2 separate regions of the Mus musculus genome follow, and region 2 is linked to region 1. A link is a contact called in ENCODE Hi-C or POLR2A ChIA-PET data. All regions are on one chromosome and are shown on one strand. Each heading gives the region's core, a stretch centred on a gene start or an enhancer-like site at or near the end of the contact. The rest is flanking DNA. Distances are from core to core; before and after follow the strand shown. Region 1 has its middle 8.7 kb from the start of Gm41067. Region 2 overlaps Plpp1 (phospholipid phosphatase 1).

Evidence for each region. A loop is a pair of places that touch in the nucleus more often than their neighbours do. ChIA-PET counts read pairs that join two places held with the same protein, here RNA polymerase II (POLR2A).
Region 2: a loop to region 1 is called in a map of adrenal gland, with 2.4 times the contacts of the local background. The contact joins two enhancer-like sites. A Hi-C loop is called at or near these places in 1 of 37 maps with a recorded cell type or tissue (adrenal gland). POLR2A ChIA-PET finds 5 or more read pairs at or near these places in 1 of 5 experiments (embryonic stem cell).

Annotation. Positions count from the first base shown.
Region 1 is chr13:112,757,575-112,762,373 of GRCm38, forward strand. No RefSeq gene overlaps it. Among named protein-coding and RNA genes, the nearest start is that of Gm41067, 8.7 kb to the right of the region's middle. Within about 2 kb of position 2,691, at least 2 of the 3 ENCODE cell types and tissues checked have a DNase peak (open chromatin) inside an H3K27ac peak, as active enhancers do.
Region 2 is chr13:112,859,676-112,864,474 of GRCm38, forward strand. Plpp1 (phospholipid phosphatase 1) reads left to right here. Exons shown (of 6, transcript NM_008903.2): 4 at 1-26. Among named protein-coding and RNA genes, the nearest start is that of Plpp1, 61 kb to the left of the region's middle. Within about 2 kb of position 2,525, at least 1 of the 3 ENCODE cell types and tissues checked has a DNase peak (open chromatin) inside an H3K27ac peak, as active enhancers do.

The sequences.
Region 1 (4,799 bases), core at 1,441-3,940:
CTGCCATTCACTTTCGCTGCTTTCATCTCTAAACGCAGGCTTCGTGGGAGAAAAACTGTGGGAAAGTTGGTCCCCAAAGCAATGGAAAGTTCCCAACTAGGAGACCAGCCCAGCCACCTATGATAGGAAAGACTGTGAGATAGCCAGCCACACTGCGTCAGCTACGGCAGGCACTAACAAAGACTGTGAAAATGGAAAAAGATTTGATTTTATAGTCCCACTATTCGTCTCAAAGGGAACAATGTGTCTTTGGGCAGCCAGTTTGAATTTGTTTGGCTTATCTCTTGGCTCCTTGGTCATTTTTCATTCTATTTCATTAGCAGACTCTGTTTCCCAGCTAAGATATCACCGTCTGTTAGTTCCCTGTTAATTCACAGTCACGATCTGTATGTTTCCTAGCCCTTCCCCTTGATAGAGAACTATTGTCCCCCAATGGTGTCTCATCTGGGAGTCTCCAGGGAGAATCTCACCTAGCTTACTGAAAAGCGCAGGGTTCCTATGAGTACCACCTCCATCTGCAGTGATGTCAGCTGCCCAGCCCCGTACTGCCCATCGGTTGTTTGAAGGTGATTCAAAGCCACCTCTGATATTCCCAGTCACCACCCCCTAGAGAACATCACCACCACCTTGACACGGCACGTTCAAGTGGAGGCAGATACTCTGGAAACCATGACACACCTATTATCGAAGTGATGCTACCACACAGCCAGTGTCTGTCAGGAGCCTTAAGCATTTCTGTTTCCGTCTCTCTTCCACTAAATGAATTTGCTCTCTCCCAAACTCACTGGTCTCTCTTAAAAAATAGTTTCTGGCAGCCCAGTGTCCTCAGCAGGCCCAGACATGTCTAAGCCCCAGTAGGGGATGACTTAGACTTAGGCAAAAGCCGGTGCTATGTGGCTTTCAATTGTAAAGTTACTGCGGTTTTTCTACCCATGGGTCTGAATGCTTTCTAAAACTACAGATAGTTTTGGTGACATGAGTTATTCAATCTGAAGTTGATCTTGCTCGTCACTGTGAGCTCTAGGGTATCAGTGATTGACAGATTGGTGAGCTCAGTCCTCCTCAGCATTCTTGTTCACCTCAAATAACTTTCCTCACATTGACTTTTATACTACAATGTGGAGGCCTCAGCCCACACCCACTGCTGCTGGGAATGGAAAAAGCTGTAGCCACTTTGGCAATCATTCTGACAGTTTCTCAAAAAGCTAAACAGAGAAACCACGCAGCCCCGCATTTCTACTCCTAGGTATCCCAAGAGCATTGGAAAATGTGCATTTGCACAAGTCCTGGTCTACAGATCCTCACAGTGGCATCCTGCAGCATCATAGTCCCAATGCGGAAACAAGTCAAATGTCCCTCGGCTTTGACAAACAAAATGGGAAGGAGCCATGGCATGGAGTACGGTTGAACCATTTAAAAGAATAAAATACTGGTGCATGCTACAACTGGCTGACCCTTGAGAAATATCAGCCCAAGTGAAAGAAGCCAGACACACCAAGCCACAGGCTGTAAAACTTCATTTATTTGAAAATGTTCAGAACAGGCAAATTTAGAGAGACAGAAAACAGACGGCCTGAGTCTGGGAGGAGAGGCAAATGGGGGGAGGGCTGCCAACAGGGAGTGTTTCTTTTGGGAACAATGCAAATCTCCTGAAATTATAGGCAATACGAAGGACTCAGCCGAATTTATAAGCATACTAAAACAAACAAACAAACAAACAAACAAACAAACAAAGGGAGGGATCAAACACAAAGCCTTGTACCAGCATTGAGTGACTTTCCTCTGGGATACAGCCCCAGCTCTGGACCGTACATTTTAAAGGGATAGATGGTAACGTTAAGGGGGTGAGGGTGGGTGGGGGAAGGCCCATACTTTGTACTAGCAATGAATGTACAATAAAAGGCAGAGGGGATTGAACCAGGTTGCTCTGGTGTTGGTATTTAGGAAGCGGAGGCTGGAAGGTCAGGAACTCAAGGTCACCCTTAGCTACTCAGTGAGTTCGGAAACAGCCTGGATACACGTGACTCTGTGTCAAAAAAACCGCCGAAAGCACTGGTAAGGGGCCCACACTCTTATAAGCAACTCCACTGAAATGCATGGGCCACCCTCCCAAAGGGCGTGAAGGTAGAAGGGAACCAGAGGGGCGAAAAGAAAAAGATCACTAGGGAGACTGGGAGAGATGATAAAAATATACTATTAACACGTGTGGAAATGTCATAGTGGAACCCCATTACTTGCATAATCGATATACACTAATACATTTCAGTTGCTAGGGATTTAGCTCAGTTGGTAGAGTATTTGTCTAGCACACAAAGCCCTGGGTTTTGTCCTCGCCTGAAGCTTCAAGCCGGGAGGTGGAGGAAACAGAAGGTTTGGTCACTGTGCACCCACCTCAAAGATAAGGGTGATCGGTGACTCATAAAGAGCAGTCAAGGCAGTGTTTGAAAAGGTCTCTGCTTAGGAGAGACACAGACTCTGCAGAGAAAAAACAAACAAACAAAAAAACAAAAAAACCCAACTTCAGCAGCCAGGGCTCAAGGAAATCTGTCTGGAGTCAACAGCTTCAGAAATTGAACAGCCCTGTTCCACAGCTCCGAAGCTGAGCCAGAGTGGGGTGGGTGGGGGACGAGGCTGAGGGGTAAGTGGGGGGTGGGATTTGGGAGGGCAGCTTGGCAGGGAGAGGATGCAGAGTGCTCTAGGAACCGAAGCAGTGCGGGGATGTGATGCGGAGAGAATACGGGATGTGGCCCAGATCTACTTGGCATGAGCCGAGTCCAGACTGTGTTGGTTAAGATCTCAGCCCTTTACGGGAATTCCCTCTTTGAACTTCAATTAGTGTCAGAGTATTTTCATCTACAAGTAACGGAGACTGACTCCCACGGACTCAGAGACAGGGCTACCTGGGTTTGTAAGATAGAATGTTTAGAGGTGGACTGAAATGGAGAGTGAGGAGTCTCTGCCTTTATATGGTGTTTCTCTCTCTCTCTCTCTCTCTCTCTCTCTCTCTCTCTCTCTCTCTCTCTCTCTCCTTCTCTCTGAGGCATGTACCCTTGAGGCCACATGACCTAGGGCAAGCTGCTTCCTTGTCCCTTTTCTGACAAATAAGATACCTACTTCCTGTTTCTGGATGTTTCCAACACCCTTCCTGTGATGTCTCACTGACACTAATTTCTGGCTGACCCCTGCACAGAGAGGGCTGGTGGCCCAGTGTGGGGACCTTCTTTCTATACTGTGGAGTCACTCGTGGGAGCCACCACACAGTGGATCTAAGCAGAGTTAGCTGCCTGGGGCTGCCTGGGTCAGCACCTGCTTTGAGGTTTGTCTCCCGCCTGGGCATGTAAAAATAGGTCCGAGTCCAACTTCAAAGTACAGGTTACCACTGCGGCTTCCCTGACAACTGGCACCAACTTCCTAAAAAAACGATCTTAGTTAGAACTTCTTTCTGTCCTCAGACTTCCTAGATTTTCCTCACAACTACCGTACGATCTCCTCCACACCCCACACAATGAGTTGTCAGACTGGCCTTTCTCCTGACTCCCTTCTCAAAATTACTCAACTTGCGTTTCCCACCCAGCAGAAACAGGACCCTCGAAGCCACCACACAAAGAATAGAATTTCAGACAACCCTTCTCCCTTCCCCCTTCCCCCTTCCCCCTTCCCCCTTCCCCCTTCCCCCTTCCCCCTTCCCCTCCACCAGTAATTCAACAGATCTACAATCTGGCATCCATGTTTCTACTAATGAAAACTTTATCTTCTGATTATTTCAAATGCTTCCAGTGCTATAGGTTTATTCATCATCAGCCATCAACTTCTGTGGATAAGTCACACATAGGTTGTTTTATTCAGAAAAAGAAAATCACTATTGTTTCCTAAGACTCAGTCTTGCAATGTAGCCCAGACTAGTCACAAACTTGCAGCAATTTTTGGGTCTCTTCCTCCAGGGTACTAACAACATGGCTTAAAAATGCTGTGGCTCTGGGGACATAGCTCTGTGGTAGAAGGTTGCCTTGTACACAAGCAACCCCATGTTCTACCCCCAGCTCCGCTGGACCACTGGACCACTGGACCACTGGACCACTGGACTAGGCTTTGTGATATACCCTAATGCTCCATCTAATATCTAAGTGTTTAGACAGATGCTATGTGGGCCAACATTTGTGTCTTACTCTAACTCCACAGATGTTGCAGATAGGGTCTGAAGGCTCTGTGTGTGTGTGTGTGTGTGTGTGTGTGTGTGTGTGTGTGTGTGTGTGTGGTGTTCTTGATTCATAATGAGAGGAAAACAAAATAAGTTATTTTGCTTGACATTGTGGCTCTTGCCTGTAATCCCAGCATGCAGGAAGCCAAGATAGGATTTTCCTATGTCTGAGGCTTGTCTCAGATACTGATTAAGAGCCTATCTCAATACACAAATATGTGAATAAATAATAAAAGGACAAGCTATTTTAAAAGTAGCTGTGGCTACTGGCCAGCTGATACTTCACTTCCATTATATGGACTAGAGAGGAACACCACTTTTTTGTTTTTTTTTTCTTTTAGCCCTGGCTGTCCTGGAACTCACTCTCTAGACCAGACTGGCCTCAAACTCACAGAGATACGTGGTTCTGTTTCCTGAACGCTGTGATTAAAGGCATGTGCCACCCTGCCCGGATCCGCCGTGCTTTTGGTTCACTAAAGTCATTCCCCTGCGCTCTGCACAAAGTCAGACAAGTAGCATTTAAAAGAAGGGACAGCAACACAAGCCTTGCTGTCCAGACACACACACTGTTAACATTTTCCTAAGTCTCCCTGTGGCGTTT
Region 2 (4,799 bases), core at 1,275-3,774, 100 kb after region 1:
CTATGTACTGCATGCTGTTTGTCGCAGTAAGTACTTCCTGTCTGCGGGGGCCGGGGCACAGCGACACGGGCTGGCTGCTAATCACAGGCGGTTCCGTCCCTGCTGTTGCATGTAGCAGAACGAAATAGGCAGGAATTTTGCCCTGTGTGCCGACACTTTGGAGGTGCAATGCAGCTTTGTGGCTCTCCTCCTCCCTGCCTTGTGAGGAGACACTCGATGATGGAAGGGCAGGCAGTCGTGGCTACTGTCGGAGCGCATGTGTCCTCTTTTCATTTTCGGAAACATTTCCCAAAGACTTTGCACGGTCCCGGGCCAGCCTGTGGGTTGGCACATGCCATGTTCCAAGTTGGCTTGGAGCGTCAGAAAAGATAGACACCACACTGCTCGCTAAGGCAGAGCTAAGGACGTAAGACAAGGATAGTACACATTCTAGAAGTCTTTAAAGGTCAGTTTTTATATTTTATCACATTCTTTTTGTACTTACATAGTTACTTATGAAATTATACACATCCCTTTGTGGTGTGTTCCCAGCATTTGGAGGGAGACCTTTGCTCGCAGAGATCAGCTAAATTTTTTTGTCTTTTTATCTTTTAAAAAAGTTCTTTTTATTATTATATCTACTTACTGGTGTGTGTGTACTTCTGGAAGCCAGAGGACAGCTTGTAAGTATTGTCTCCTTCCTCCATGTGGGTCATGGAATTGAGGTCAGGTTAGTGGGCTTGGTGGCAAGTGCTCTTACCTGCTGAGGCATCTTGATGGTCCTGTGTTATTTTTCTTTGTAAATAGATTTTCACATAGTTGTAATGCATGTAAATTTGTAGATTCTTTTTTTTTTCCGCCCCTTTGGTCACAACATTAGTATTTTTAAAAAATTAGAAAAAAAATCCATTGTGGTTGGGCACAGTGACACATGTGACCTAGCACTGGGAGGAGTGTGAGTTCCAGGATAGTGTGAGCTTTGGAAGGCAGTCAATGAAGAGTCATGTTGAGTGGGCGCATAAAAGTGAATTTGACCTCAGGATTTATAATCAACTGTAAATGTTTACTTTAAAAAAAACAGTGTAAAAATTGCAGGTGTCATATAACATTCAGGGCTACAACTTCAAGCCGTTACTAGGCAATTTTTGGATCCAGCATTCTGAAAATTGCGAGGCTTTCTTTCCTCTTACAGTAATGTAATTTGGTGAGGAAGCAACGGGGTCCAGACTCAGCAGTTTGTCTCAGAGCTTCTGTCTGAGACAAGCCTTGGTATAGCTCTGCCACGGGAGGTGGGGTTCATTTCAGAGTAGCTAAGAGCGAACACCACTCTAACGTTCTCTCTCTATCTTATTAGGAAAACTTAGCACTTGTTCCAAGGAACCAGCCCATGTTCTGTGCTCTAACAAGGACATGGAGGGCTGGGCTGGGCAAGGCGCTAACACCCGTAGGGCTTTATCCATAGCACTCTGCGGGCTGCTCGGATTGGCTTTTGAAGTGCTGGGCCAGACCTAGCTGGGTCTGTGGCGTTCTCACGATCTGAGCATCAGTGCCTCTGTCCTTCAGATGAACCTAAGGATCTGTTTGGGTTACTATTAATGCTTTGTATTTTATACTTTTAACTCTTGTAATTTCAATGTAGGAAAAATATGGAGTGACCACCGCTTTAGAGGTAGAGGCCTTGGTAGGGGCTGCTAAGGTCTAAGCTTTGCAGATCCCCTGACAGGGTTTGATTCCCGTCACCTAAATAGTGGCTCAAACTGTTTGTAACTCTAGTCCCAGGAGACTCAACATCCCATTAAGGCCTGCAAGGGCACCAGGCATGCACATGGTACACAGGCATACATGGAGGCAAAACACCCACACAAGAAATAAAACAGACAAGTGGAACGCAATAGGGGAAGACAACTAACATAGACTTTGTCCTCAATATGGTATATGAATATATATATATGCACATTCTTATCCTCACGTGTGCACTTAACATAGAGATAAAAGTCTAGATAGGAGCTGGAGAGACGGCTCATCGGGTAAGAGCACTGACTGCTCTTCCAAAGGTCCTGAGTTCCATTCCCAGCAACCACATAGTGGATCACAACCATCTGTAATGAGATCTGATGCCCTCTCCTGGTGTGTGTGAAGACAGCAACAGTGTACTCATATAAATAAAAAAAAAAAAAAAAAAAAAAAGTCTAGATAGGTTCCTTATAAACCAAGTCATTTCTGGAGAAATCCTGATGTTTCATGGTCTTGGCACAGTAGAGCTGTTTACTTGATTAGTATAGAGGCCAGGCTTTGAGTTGAGCCCTGCACAAACAGCAGCTCCTGGCTTTCCTCTTTATATAGAACACAGCCTGCCCTTTCCCTCCCACATTCCTGAGGTACCGACTCATCTTGTTTCTTTGGGCATTTTGGCATTATAGGTCAGTCCCAGGTTTGGGTGGAGACACAGTTATTTTAAGTCTGAAGACTCCTGACACTTAGATATTAATTTCTAGTTAACATTTCTCCTCGAGCCTGCCCTTTGACTATTGTTGCGCCCTGGCAGGCAGCCCAGTCCTGAGCTCAGTCCGGCGCTGGAGGGGACTCAGGGCAGAGCTGCTTTGCTCTTGCTTTGTGACTATCCTTGAATTTGATTGGCTCCAAAGATTGCAGATTTGCATGACTGTCAGAGTAGCCTTTAGAAGACATTGAGAAATGTATCGGTGGCTTTGTTGTTGTTTTTGTTTTTTGTGGATCTATCCTATTGAGGTTTCATCATGGCTTGTAACAAAATCCGTTACACCTTTCCTGCCACAAAAGTGCATAACTAGCCTTGCCTTCCCAGGTACACGCCCCCACCTATCTCACCCCTCCCAGGTACAGGCCCCTGCCTATCTGACCCTTCCTGGTGCCTTCCTTGAGCCTGGTGGTGGTAGTCATGGAGCACTGGCCCTGGACCACTTAGCATTATGTCTCTTGAAGATCTTTTAAAACTGGGGAGAAGCACTGAGCAGGTGATGAACTCATGGCTCAAAGACAAATGTAAATTAGGGTCTCCATGAATGGCAGAGATGCCAAGAGAAGCCTGACCAAATGCCTGCTTTATACTCTTCTCCTGGCCAGATTCATTCTCAGATGTAGGTGAATCAATCTCTATAGCTTGTTCGGTGTATTTGTGTTGAGTAGGCTGTTAGTGTTGTTCTGGCCTTGGGGGTTTTTCAGTAAAAGGTCAAATATTTAGACTTTAAACATTTTTATCTTTCCATTCTAAAAATAGCTTTCCTCCTTTTATAGTGTTAGAAATCATATTAGCCCCTCCTGCATACACATATCAGTTAAGTACCACTGAGCTATAGACATCCTCAGCCCCCAGATAACTGACCCCTTGACTCCAGTTTAAAATGGTAAGTGGGGGAACCTGAGACCATAACACTATTAACAGGGTCAGCCATTAGGCAAAACAGAAAGAAACCAGCTGCATTGCCCAACAGTCTGTTTCCAGATGTGGTATCATATCATTTAATGGAAACTAAATATAATTTCAGAAATTGTAGTGTGGACTGGCTATACCCTAACTTAGGATAGGTGCTTAGGTGCTATAATCCATCACCACAGACCAGACAACTTATGAGCAGCAATGTGCTTTTGACAGACCTGTGTGAGTCAGGTTCTAGGAGGACTAACTGGCTGCACACTTCTAATGCAAATGGTATGGCAACTCCTGGGTCCCATTAAGGAAGGCTCTGCCTCCATGACCCAATTACCCTGGCAAAGGCCATACCTCCCACTCCTGCCTCTATGGTTGTCAGGATGTGAGGGCACAGTCCTTGGTGATACTAGCATGGGGGAATCCCCAAATTGTCTCAAGTGTTTAAAAAACCAGCAGTCTTGGTGGTAGACTGTCAGCATGAATTTGGAATCATCTGAACTTTTGCTGCAGGGAAATTCACCAGGTTAGTCCACCACCTTCTCCAGGTGTAACCACTGGTTAGTCGGGTTCACTCCCAAGGAGTAAGAAGCTGCCTGTACAATCTGTGGTGTCTCAGATAAACCAAGAGGAGCTTGTGTCTTCCCTTCCTCCAGCTCAGTGAACACTGGGCCCTGTAGTGAGCAGAAAGGTTCACAACTTTCTTAAGACAACCTGGAGCACTTTCACAAAGGTCACTGACCTGTGGCATTTCTAGAGGATTCTGGTTCATTGCTAAGGCCAGTCCCTTCTTACCTGGTTTCTAAAACGTGGCTGGGTTTACTCCATGACTTCACTTGCTGAGATCTTATGGTTGGAGGTCACCACTACATGGGGTCTTAGCATTAGGAAGGCTGAGAAGCACTGAGCGGGATGGGGAAGGAAAGAGAATGGCCTCGTGGCAGTTTTCGTGTGAGACTTTGAACTTGTCTGGCATCTGAGGTTTGTATGTAGATGAAAATTTAGGGAGGGAGGAATGTCCAGTGCAGTAAAGTGGTTTTTGTTTGTTTGGTTTAATTTTTTTAGTCTCTTTCATTCTGCACCATCTCCTGGGAATTCTATTTCTAGAGTGACCTGTGAGGACAGGGACAACAGAATGCCAGGTTCTGGTGTTCCTTTTATAATGATTACCGTGACTATTAAAGTCACTAATGTAGAACCACAACCAAGAGACATAGACACCTCAGCCCCAACCCAGCGACGTGATTTCTGGGTGGAGGCCATGTCTCTGTAAAGGGAAATACCTGTGTGGATGGAAGAGCGAGAAAAGAAACTGGCTGTGGAGAGGACGCCCAGGGTGTGCTGGACCTGACTGACAGCTGGTCCATAGTCAGTGATCTTTCCCTTGCGAACTGGGGAATAACATTTTGCAGAA